Linked DNA regions of Mus musculus: all the other regions are linked to region 3. The links are chromatin loops, found by intact Hi-C in ENCODE. Cell type or tissue: left cerebral cortex. All regions are shown on one strand. Region 1 has its middle 10 kb from the start of Gm12405. Region 2 holds the start of Fam219a (family with sequence similarity 219, member A). Region 3 overlaps Nudt2 (nudix (nucleoside diphosphate linked moiety X)-type motif 2). Region 4 overlaps Dnaic1 (dynein, axonemal, intermediate chain 1).

The links. Peaks named below come from ENCODE experiments on the same cell type or tissue, not always from the same donor. Only the 100,000 strongest peaks of a DNase experiment are listed, where the experiment ranks them.
Region 1: it touches region 3 in a loop (4-fold over the local background); 9 of 42 quality-filtered maps call a loop at or near these places.
Region 2: a loop joins it to region 3, with 2.4 times the contacts of the local background. A loop is called at or near these places in 8 of 42 quality-filtered maps.
Region 4: it touches region 3 in a loop (6-fold over the local background); 16 of 42 quality-filtered maps call a loop at or near these places.

What each region holds. Positions count from the first base shown.
Region 1 is chr4:41,651,988-41,654,487 of GRCm38, reverse strand. No RefSeq gene overlaps it. Among named protein-coding and RNA genes, the nearest start is that of Gm12405, 10 kb to the right of the region's middle. In left cerebral cortex, CTCF peaks have their summits at 81 (motif pointing left) and 952 (motif pointing right); DNase peaks (open chromatin) are centred at 83 and 955; H3K27ac peaks cover 440 bases.
Region 2 is chr4:41,568,505-41,571,004 of GRCm38, reverse strand. Fam219a (family with sequence similarity 219, member A) reads left to right here and starts at 1,467. Exons shown (of 6, transcript NM_001159583.2): 1 at 1,467-1,828. The coding sequence starts at 1,769. Dnaic1 (dynein, axonemal, intermediate chain 1) reads right to left here and starts at 1,211. Exons shown (of 20, transcript NM_175138.4): 1 at 987-1,211. The coding sequence starts at 1,013. In left cerebral cortex, a CTCF peak has its summit at 1,267; DNase peaks (open chromatin) are centred at 1,360 and 1,918; H3K4me3 peaks cover 1,561 bases; H3K27ac peaks cover 1,320 bases.
Region 3 is chr4:41,467,769-41,470,268 of GRCm38, reverse strand. All of the region lies in intron 1 of Nudt2 (nudix (nucleoside diphosphate linked moiety X)-type motif 2), which reads right to left. Among named protein-coding and RNA genes, the nearest start is that of Nudt2, 3.9 kb to the right of the region's middle. In left cerebral cortex, a CTCF peak has its summit at 1,426 (motif pointing left); DNase peaks (open chromatin) are centred at 1,094 and 1,419; H3K27ac peaks cover 347 bases.
Region 4 is chr4:41,612,881-41,615,380 of GRCm38, reverse strand. Dnaic1 (dynein, axonemal, intermediate chain 1) reads right to left here. Exons shown (of 20, transcript NM_175138.4): 11 at 1,034-1,151; 12 at 688-731. Among named protein-coding and RNA genes, the nearest start is that of Enho, 26 kb to the left of the region's middle. In left cerebral cortex, a CTCF peak has its summit at 1,040 (motif pointing right); a DNase peak (open chromatin) is centred at 1,048; H3K27ac peaks cover 256 bases.

The DNA.
Region 1 (2,500 bases), 180 kb before region 3:
CCCCACATCCAGACCCAGTCTGTGGCCTTTGCTCCTCTCCAGCCCAAGCCAGGGTCTGTCTGTTCTAGATTCTGCTGCCCCCTCTCGGCCACGTGCCTGCGCTTCATTTCTGTTCTGAGGCCAATGGCTATCAACATAAGAATCCTGTCTCTGCATCCCAGCAGCTAGGCTGGGCCTAGGTAACTATTTGGCAACATTCCTGGGCAGCCCCCAGCCTGAGAGCTTCCAACAGTAGGGCGTTTACTACCTGTGTAGATTCGAGATTCGTTGTCACTGGGATAGAACAGTGAATCCTGGTGCTGCCCTGAAGCCCTGTATATCCTTAGGCTTGTGTGCCCACATATCCACAGCCAAGGGCGCCTAACCCTTAGAAGGTTCCATCTCTCTGACAGCTAAGGGCTAGAGCCCTGTAGGAAGGAAGGATTGGTGTATAACTCCCTCCACTTTCACCTCTCCTATGAGATGGAAAAAGAGGTCTGAGCAGAGCAGCAGGAGAGACCTTATCTGGTAATGACACTCTGAGGGGGCGGGGGAACTGCCGGTGAACAGTGTGACATGCTTGGGTAACGGGATCTGTTTGAAGGGAGGCTGGTCTGCACGTGCCTTCCAGAAGAAGGCTTGGTGATTCCTGACTGAGGAGACCGATCTGAAGACATCCTGTATCGGAGGAATGAGATCTATAATTGGTCCTAGTTTGCCTGGGACTTTCCCAGTTTAGTACTAAATATTTCAAACCTTGGAAAAATCCATTCCAGGCAAAATTAGCCACTCTATCTGCAACAGTTTAGCTGCCCACAACAGTCTTAGTGGATGGAACGGTCTGGAGGGGATATCTTAAGGGTCCTAACCTGGTAAATTGCTTTGAAAGAGATGCTGTTTTAGGCCAGAATCTTTGAATAACAGGCCAAGGAGGTAGACAGAACACTTCCAGGAGAGCGGCTTGGGGAGTGGCCACCAGGGGGCAGAGCAGGTTCTCAGGAGACTCAGGCAATGACCCCAGAGGGAAGGTGGGCTGTTTGGGGCTGTGTGCAAAGGGCATAGGCACAGCAGCAAACGCTACTGTGGCACTGTGTGCAGCCACACAGTGTTCAGTGTGAGGTGATGTTGTACGGCGTACATTTGTGTGGTCTGTTTGTAGCTTGCCTCGTGTGGCCATAGATGAGGCCTTTGCTGTAGCCATAGAAAGAGAACAGGAACACCAAAGGAATCTAGAGGAATCTCTTAAATAACAATTCCCTTCCCAAAAGTAGCACAAGCTTTGAGTTTCCTCTCACAAAAGCAGCACTCAGAAAAGATGAATTGATGAGCAAGAATCCATCCTAACGGTGCCTTGCTGTTAAGTGCATAGGCACAGAGAATGTCAGAGCATGGCCGTCAGGGGACGGTTTAGAAGCCCCGTGTCCCTCTTTGACATCTTAACAGAGGCTAGAAGAACATGGTATATCTTCTATGGTATGGACCGCCGTTCCAGGAGCTTAAACTAAAGCCATAAGATGTCAGTGTGCTCTCCCTTCAGTTGGAGCAGGTGTCTAATAGGATCCTAGAAGGACAAGTACCCAAGCATTAGCAAGGTTGACTGGAAGCCCCAGCCAGGCCACCCTGAGGTGGTATGGCAGACCAGGTTCGAGAGCTGTTTTCCAGGAGAGGATAAATTGGCTGGGGCAAGAGAAGAAAGCACAGGAGGGAAGGCCTGTTAAGCAGGAGCCATAGCAGGCAACTGTTAAGAGAAAAAGAAATACATACAGCCTTTGGGCACAAAGACCACAGGCAGGAAGGAAAGAGAGAGCCAGAAGCTCGAGGGAGGGAGGGGAGGAAGGGAGCCTGGAACAGAACCTGCACACACTCACACCAACCTAGGAGGAGATAGAACCAAAGGAAGAAACAGATTCCCCACAAGTTCTTCCTGCCGTGGGTCTTATTAATAGTATAAAATGGATAGGACAAAGGACCCAAGGACAAGATGCTAAAAAATGTGGTGAACAGGGAGAGAGACAACAGAGAGTATACAGGACCGAAACAATAATGTCGCAGATGTAGCAAATAAGCCAGAAACAGCAGCACCCACAAAGCACACGGCGCAAAAGTGATGTGGAGGAAAGGCTGGGAGTGTGAGAGTCGGCTGGCAGGAAGACGTGAGGCCAGAAAAGCACCAAGCAGGTAAGAGACAGGAAACCCAGGAGCAAAGCGGCGAGCTTGCAAAGGTACGGCCAGCTTGCAACGGTAAGTGGTGTCTCGGAGGCCTCGGGGTGACCACAAAGGATGGGTTACTCGAGAGTCTGGAGGGTGGGGTTGAGAACTCGTGAACCTTTCTAGAAAAATAAAAACCCTGAAAACTCAGGGCCAGGGATGTGGCTCAGTTGGTGAAGTGTTTGCCAAGCATGGGTGAGGCCCAAGGTTCTTCCCCAGCATTGCTTAAACCAAGCCTGCAGTCCCAGCCCTCAGGAGGGTCTGGAGGTCAAGACCGTCCTTGGCTACACAGCGAGTTCAAGGCCAGTCTGGG
Region 2 (2,500 bases), 100 kb before region 3:
TACAAGGAGAGACAGCCTCTCAATGCCTACAGAGCTCTAAGACTGATCGGTTCTTCAGCTGTAGATGACACGTGTCAAAGAAGCAGAAGGCACAAAGTTGATATACAAGAACCTCTACCAAAATATGTGAAGTCTTAGATATCATGGGCACAGATTTGCTCTCCAAACCTCAATATACCTAGGCTTAAGTATAGAAAAGCATTTTGTTTGTTTGTTTGTTTGTTTGTTTGTTTTTAAAGTAGATGCTCTGCTAGACGTTAGGAAATAAAAGCAATTTCTATAGGACAGAAAGAGTCATTCTTTTATATCGCAGAATGCTCCTTGAGAACCTGAGACTAGCTTATCATGTGTGGTGATTTGGGGAGTAATTCAACTCTCCTGTGAGAAGGGATAACATATTGCCAGGTGACAGAAACATAACGTTCACAAGGCTAAGTGAATGAGGGTCTTATAAGAAGGAAACTTGTGTTGGAGGGCAGGGAACATGGTTAGAAAAAGGGTCTTTTTTTCTTCCTCTCTGACTTCTTGCTCCAAATTCCTGCACACGATCTGTTCTATTCCGTGTCTCCTGTGCAGTTCTCATGCCCCCTCTCTGAGTTCCCACATGGCAAATGTCCCCACTTACTTAGCTCTGCAGTGACCATGCTGCAGTGTTGAATAAAAAAATCCACTGGGACAAGAATGAGAGGGGAATGAGGAAGGGACTCAGTGGAGTGTTGGGAGATTAAGGGCGAAGACAAGACAAGATGGGTCTGTGAAGAGATGGAAGTAATAAGAAAAAACCAGATTCGGTTAAAAGTAAAATGACTGTGGGTTCAGGAAAATTTGGGAGAGGAGGGCAGGATTTGTGAGAAAGAACAGGAGAATCAGGTCAGTGGGAACACAAACCAGGAGTCACAAGAAAGAGAGGTTGGAGGTCAACAGGAAATAACTGGCGGTTAAGGTCAGAGGTCTTCAGAAGACAGCAGGCCACAGTAAGACATTACCTGCTTACGAATCTGTTTCGAGGGCATTGCCGCAAGAATAGAAAGCACCTCACACCCTGAAAAACCTACAAAACGCTTCCTCTCCTGGGGAGTAGTTTCTCCTTCTTGACCACACACAGGAAGTGCAGACTCTCTTCCACTTCAATTCCCAGTCACCAGGGTTCTTCGGGGACAGCTGACGTTGTGGGTCCTCGCGCCCTTGTAGAACAGCATCAGCTCCTCCCTGACGCGGTTACCCAGCAACCGACAGGCACCGGGTGCGCAGGCGCACCTAGCGCCCCCTCCGGACACGGGGAGGAGGCGGAACTTGGGCGCGCAGGGATCCTCTGGCCCCGCTAAGCCCCGCCTCCGCAGAGAAAGATAAGTCCGCCCTCCGCGCAAGGAGCTCCCGCAAGTGGGAAGGGCTGGGGCACCCAGACACCGCCTTCTCATGAATAATGCAGGATCCGGGCGGTGTCCCGGACCCGGAAGTGGAGTTGCAGAGTCACCGCAGTGGCTGAGCTGCTGACAGGAGGCGGCGGCGGAGGAGGAGGCGAGGCAAGACCTGCGGCTCCGCGGGGCTACTGCCGCGGTAGCTCTAGGCAACCCCACGGAGCTACGCCGGTCTCAGTCATCCCGCGAGCCTCTCGCCGCCTATCCATCCTTCCATCCGCCTATCCGCCCGACCGGTCCAGGGCGGCCTAGTCTGCATAATCTGCCGGGCTTCTGGGGCCGCCGCCCCGCGCGGTCCCATCGGCGTCCCTGGCCGCGCCCGGCCCCTGGCCCGCTCGCCCGCCGGCACCATGATGGAGGAGATCGACCGGTTCCAGGTGCCCACCGCGCACTCGGAGATGCAGCCGCTGGTGAGGGGGCGGGCGGCGGAGAGGCCAGGGCCGGGAGGGGCGCCGCTGGAGGGGAGGGAAGGAACTAGGCCGTGGGGATTGTGCGAGGGGGCGCCATCTGATAAGGTAGAGGGAGTCCTGAAAACGCTTTGCCGGGGGAGGGAGATTTGCAGAGCGAGAAAACCGTGGGAGATTACCAGCGGTGCGAGCGAAGGACCTGAAAGGGCGGAGGGCACGGTCAGCAGATGCAGAACGCCGTCGGATAGGACCAAGGGAGGCACTCTAGTGCACACCTCTAGTGGAGGGCAATTTAGGAGGATGTCACAGAGCATCTTTGGCAGCAAGCCCGGGGGGTCGGATGAGAAAGGCGTTTAGCTCCCCGAGGCCTGTGATGCTCAGGGCGAGGGAGGAGGCCAGCAGATCAGTCTAAGGAGGAAAGGAAATAGGCCTTTAGAAAAGGAGAGGCCTGCCCGCCGGTCCTTTAGATAAATATAGCAAAGCTGAGCAGGAACCAGGCCTTGATGGGGGCAGAGGTTCATTGCAGAACCTGGGAATTTCCTTCCTCTCGAGAGAGGAGCCCCATTTCGATCTGGGGGCATCGGGAAGGGGAAGAGTTTGCGGTGGCGAGATGGAGACTCAAGGGTGTCCATGGGAAGGTATCTCCAGGATAAGAGGTGGAGCTGTGCTGAAGTG
Region 3 (2,500 bases):
CTGTGCCAGCTATCCTGTGCCAAGTTTTGACAGCCAAGGTTTCTAATGTAATAGGCGACCCTTTAAGGCTAGGCATGGTAGCATATGCCTATAATCCCGGCACTCAGGATCCTGAAGCAGGAGAATCTTGTGTTACAGATCTTGTCTCAAACAAACAAACAAACAAGCTCGAAGGATGACCCTTTAAGTTAGTTTATGAGGAAACGGGGAGTTTAAGACAGAGTCTTACAGTGTAGCCCAGAACAAGAGATGTAGAACAGGCTGGTCTTGAACTCAGAGACCTACCTCCCCCTGCCTTCCAAATGAACACAAAAGCACACACTATGTCTTTCTCAAAGCTGAAATCTTAAGAATTGTTAAGCCAGGCTCAGTGACGAGCACCTTGCACCTGTAATCCCAGTCCTTGGAAGGCAGAGAGGCGGGAGGATTCGGATATCAAGGCTAGACTTCACTACACATAGATCTGAGGTCTTTTAGAGCCACATGAGTCCATGAGTCCTGTCTCAAAAAAAAAAAAAAAAAAAAGGTTACAATACTTGCCCAGTGGCATGATGGCTAGTAATTGTGAATTTGAATCCAAAGAAATCTAACTCCAAAGATTCCAATTTTTTTTCACCTTCAACAGTTCTGCTTATCATGAAATAGGGTTAAGGTTACACATGGCTCTGAGAGCATGCACAAATGCTTAATAAAATCACCACCAGTTTTAATGCGCCTTAGTCTTTAATCTATACTCATCTGGAGTCTGTTTAGGGTGTCTGGGTAAAAGCTTTTCCACTGAACAGGTCTTGGGCGGCTGTCTCGTAACCAGAGCCAGCTCAGGTGGGGAAAGTTTAGCCTGAGGCTCCTAAAAGTGCCTGTTTGACACGGGTGTCCGAGACTCCACTGCTGTTTCCTGAGAAACAGGAACCGAAGCCACATGTTTCTCCTAAACCCGGTGTCTAGAAATTTTGCACAGGCCAGAGCAGAGGAAGAGCGACTCTGCTCGCTCATAAGCAGCTCCATGTGCCTACTGCTTCCTCAGCCCACACCACCGTGGCCTTCTCTGCAACTCACTAGCTTCCTTGTTTTTGGAGGAACAATGAGGGATCCGTCCATGATAATGTTTTCTTGTAACAATACTAAAAGGAAGAAAAGAAGAAAGAAAGAAAAAAACCTAAGCATATGAAAAAACTAGAAAACCCCTTCTCTGGGCATCTGCCTTCTTTGGGCATCTGCCCTTCGTCTCCTTCCCTGGGAGATCAAGCTACACAATTATTCTGTGGCTTTGCTATCTGGCAGAGGGAGAAGTCAGATTTTTTTTTTTTTTTTTTACCTTTAATGACACAGTGGTTTCTAGGATCAGACCAAAGTCAGACAAGGTTGGGACAAAAATACTGCTCAGGGAAAATTTGTTCCGTGGCCTTTTAGTGCCACCTGCTGTTCAGCTATGGAAAGCGAGCTTTAATACTGGAGTCCACCGGATTTCCTTCACTGGTCCATAGTCCGCTTAGTGCGTCCTGTACGGCAGGACTGAAGGGTCAATGTGAAACTGAAGACTAAAAGCATCTCTCTTCCTAGAGGTTCACAGCCCAGTGAAAGCAAAAGGCAGCCAAGCAGACGTTACAAAGTATTTCGCTCATCTTAAGGGGTACATGAGACAGGCAGTAAAGGAGGCTCTTTAGGGTAAGGGCACCGCATAAGGATGTGCGCGCCCGCCCGCGTGCACGTGTGTGGTCTTCACCTGGGTGCCAGGTTCACTCAGTTCCACATACTTGCTCAGCATATACGTTATGTCTAGACTGAGCCATGCCTGGAGCTCCACTATAAAGATTCTGAAGGATAGCTGAATTCATATGAAGGTGAGGCAAGGAGGCCTTCTAGACCAAGGGAGGGATGCGCAAAGTGCTCACACAAAACAGCATTCCATTGGTGAGCAGCTTACTTTATATTGCTTTTTATTTTAGACAGGGTCTCACTATGTAGCCCTTGCTGAACCAGAACTCTGTGCAAATCAGGCTGGCTTCAAACCCAGTGATTTATCTGCCTCTGGAGTGCTGGGATTAAAGGCATGCCACCATGCCTGGCTTAATTCATACCCGGTAGACAATAAGGACTACTGGTTTTAGGTGGAGTGTATTTTGGTCAGACTGACATTTTACAAACTCATTTCGGCAGTAAGTAAAGTGGAGAAGAAACTGGAAGAAAAGACCGCAGGCAAAAAGACATGTTACAAGCTTATTTCCATCTTTTTAAAAAACATGCATTGGTATGAGGAGTCGGGTCTCCTGGAACTGGAGTTACAGACAGTTGTGAGCTGCTGGAAGAGGGGTCTGGTTTGGGTAACTGGGTAGAAAAGGAAGAAGTTACCTATTTCTTTTTGAACTGAGTTGAATTTGAAGTGCTATAGACTACCTACAAGGCAAATGAAAACTGGGTCTTGAGTTTAGTGATATCTCATTCTTCGTTTCCTAAATCCAGTATTTTCTATTAGAAAAAGAATTGCTTTGATCATAGATAT
Region 4 (2,500 bases), 150 kb before region 3:
CATCCCACTCTCCATCTTTCCTTAGCACACCTGCACCAGGTCCCCCAGTCTCTAGCCTCAGGCCTGCAATCCCTTCCTGTATGAGACATATCCCTGCCCTTCCAGAATTCCTTCAGTTGTTTCCTTCTTGAAATGGCTTACCATGTCCTCTGAGGGATGACCCAGCCATATCATTCCTGCCTACAGACTTGGCCTATGCTGGCCCCTCTGCTGCAAAGCTTGCCCCTTCGTTCTTTGAGGGTCAGTTAGCATATTCAGTTGTACTCTTTTAACCGGCATTAATTCCCCATATGAAAGTGGGGTCTTCCCATTAGACCAGTGGTTCTCAACCTGTGGGTCGTGACCCCTTCTGAGTGTCCAATGACCCTTTTACAGGGGTCACCTAAGAGCATTGGTAAATACAACATTTATATTACAATTTGTAACAGTAGCAAAATTACAGTTATAACTTAGAAACAGAAATAATTTTATGGCTGGCGGTCGCCACACATGAGGACCCGTAATGAGGGATCATAGCATCAGGAAGGTTGAGAAGCACAGCATTAGACTGTGAGTGCTCTCCGAGGGCCAGTGACTACATCCTGCTTCTCTCTGGATTTCTCACACCTGGCTCAAAGCTCTGACCAGACTAGGAACTTAGTGTCTGATATTTGCATGAGCAAACAAATGAATGGGAAGATCACTTACAGGAGCCGTGTCCCACTGCAAAAAGATCCTTGTACTTTGGATTCCTGCAAAAGAAATGTGAACTCGTCGACACTGGAAACAGACATGGCCTTCCCATGGTCATGAGCTTTCTTTCCCATGGGCACTGGTGACTAACTGCTTTGCAGACATCCACTGTCTAGCTTAGACTCCTACCATGGTAGACATTAGATGATCCTGCAACCCAAAAAGGATCCAGGTCCTATTTCCCCCTACTGTGTCCCATGTCACACTCAAGATGTAAAGTGGAAGAAGAGTCTTGTGGCTCAAGATTTGGCACGCAGCGGGTGCTCTGGGGCACTAGTTTTGCTGCAATATCTGTACTCACCAGCAGAGGGCGGTGACTGCCAGGCGCTTGGCTTTGTCATTTTGAAACTTCCAGAGAGGCAGCAGCGTACCCTCCTGGTCCCTGTATTCATCAGCAGTATCCTCATAGTACTTAAAATCTTCAACGCAAATAGACACAGTCAGCCAGGGACTGCCACTTTGTAGCAAATCGATACCTCTTTGGGAAATACAATGAACCTCTTTGTGTTTGGGGCTGGGGATAACAGCAGTACCTATCTCAGAGGACCACTGTGAGACTACAGGTTGAGTTTAATACATGCAAAGTATCTAGAAAAATGCCAAGCACATAATTCTCTCTGTATATTAGCTGGTGGGGCAGGGCCTACAGTAAAGCATCCCTATGTGCGTGCACAGAATCCCAGGCTGCATCCCTCATCCTTGTGAGCCTCCTCAGTGCTTCAGATCAGAGCAACCAGATTTCAAGGGTTCAGCTGCCAGAGGCTGATTAATAGTTCTATTCATTCTGCATCCTAGATCCCTAAAATACCGTCTGAGTTTATACTCACTGTCAAGCCTCACTGCAATGGGCACCTGGACACACCTCCATGGGTTCCCAAAGCTCCGCTTCATCTGTGAAGCTGTGTCTGCCTTCCATCACTGCTAGGCTGCCAGAAGCAGCTCCTTCCCATTCACCTAAACTGTGGAGCTGGGGAATCCTTGGCTGACCTCTTTCTACCTTGTCTTATATTTTCCTCCTGTCTTTTTTAATCTTTTTTTTTTAAACCCATAGCTACTACCTACCTAGGTCAAGATCCCCAAGTCCATCACCTGACTATCATATTCTTCAGCTGGTCTCCCTGCGTCCTCCCATAACTCTTTGTCAGTCCACACTTCAGGGGAAGGGGGAGGAGGAAGGGGAGGGGGGAAGGGAGGGGGAGGGGGAGAGATGAATTTGTGCCCGGTAGCCAGAGGGCCTGTAACCTAACATCACTTTATCACCCAAACTGGACGGGAACATCTGGGCTCAAGTGATCCTCCAGCCTCAGCCTTCTAAGTACGTACCTAGTGCTACAGGTATGTGCTAGTACACTTTTGGTTTTTTTACTACATAGCTCAGGCTGGCCTGGAGCTCACGGCAATCCTCCTGTATCAGCCACCTGAATATGGCTTTTTTGAGAAGACTTAATTTCTTTGTCTCTTCCAGTCCTCTCTCTCCTCTACTGAGACATGTCATTCCTTTGCCTGATTTCCATGTCACACATGTCCTAGAGAGCAGGACATACGTCATATCCATCCCTCTGTCTCCAATGCATGGGACAGGAACAGCCACAGAGCAGAGACAAAGTTCTTTCAAAGAATTCAAGGAAATAAAACAGCATTCGGGAAATGGTTCTGTCTTCTTTCAGGTAGGATGGCCAACTAGAAGAGACTCTCTAATTCTACACAGTCTGGGACAGGCCCAATCATTGCCTGATCCCTCCCACAGTGCCCCATACCCTGATGTAAA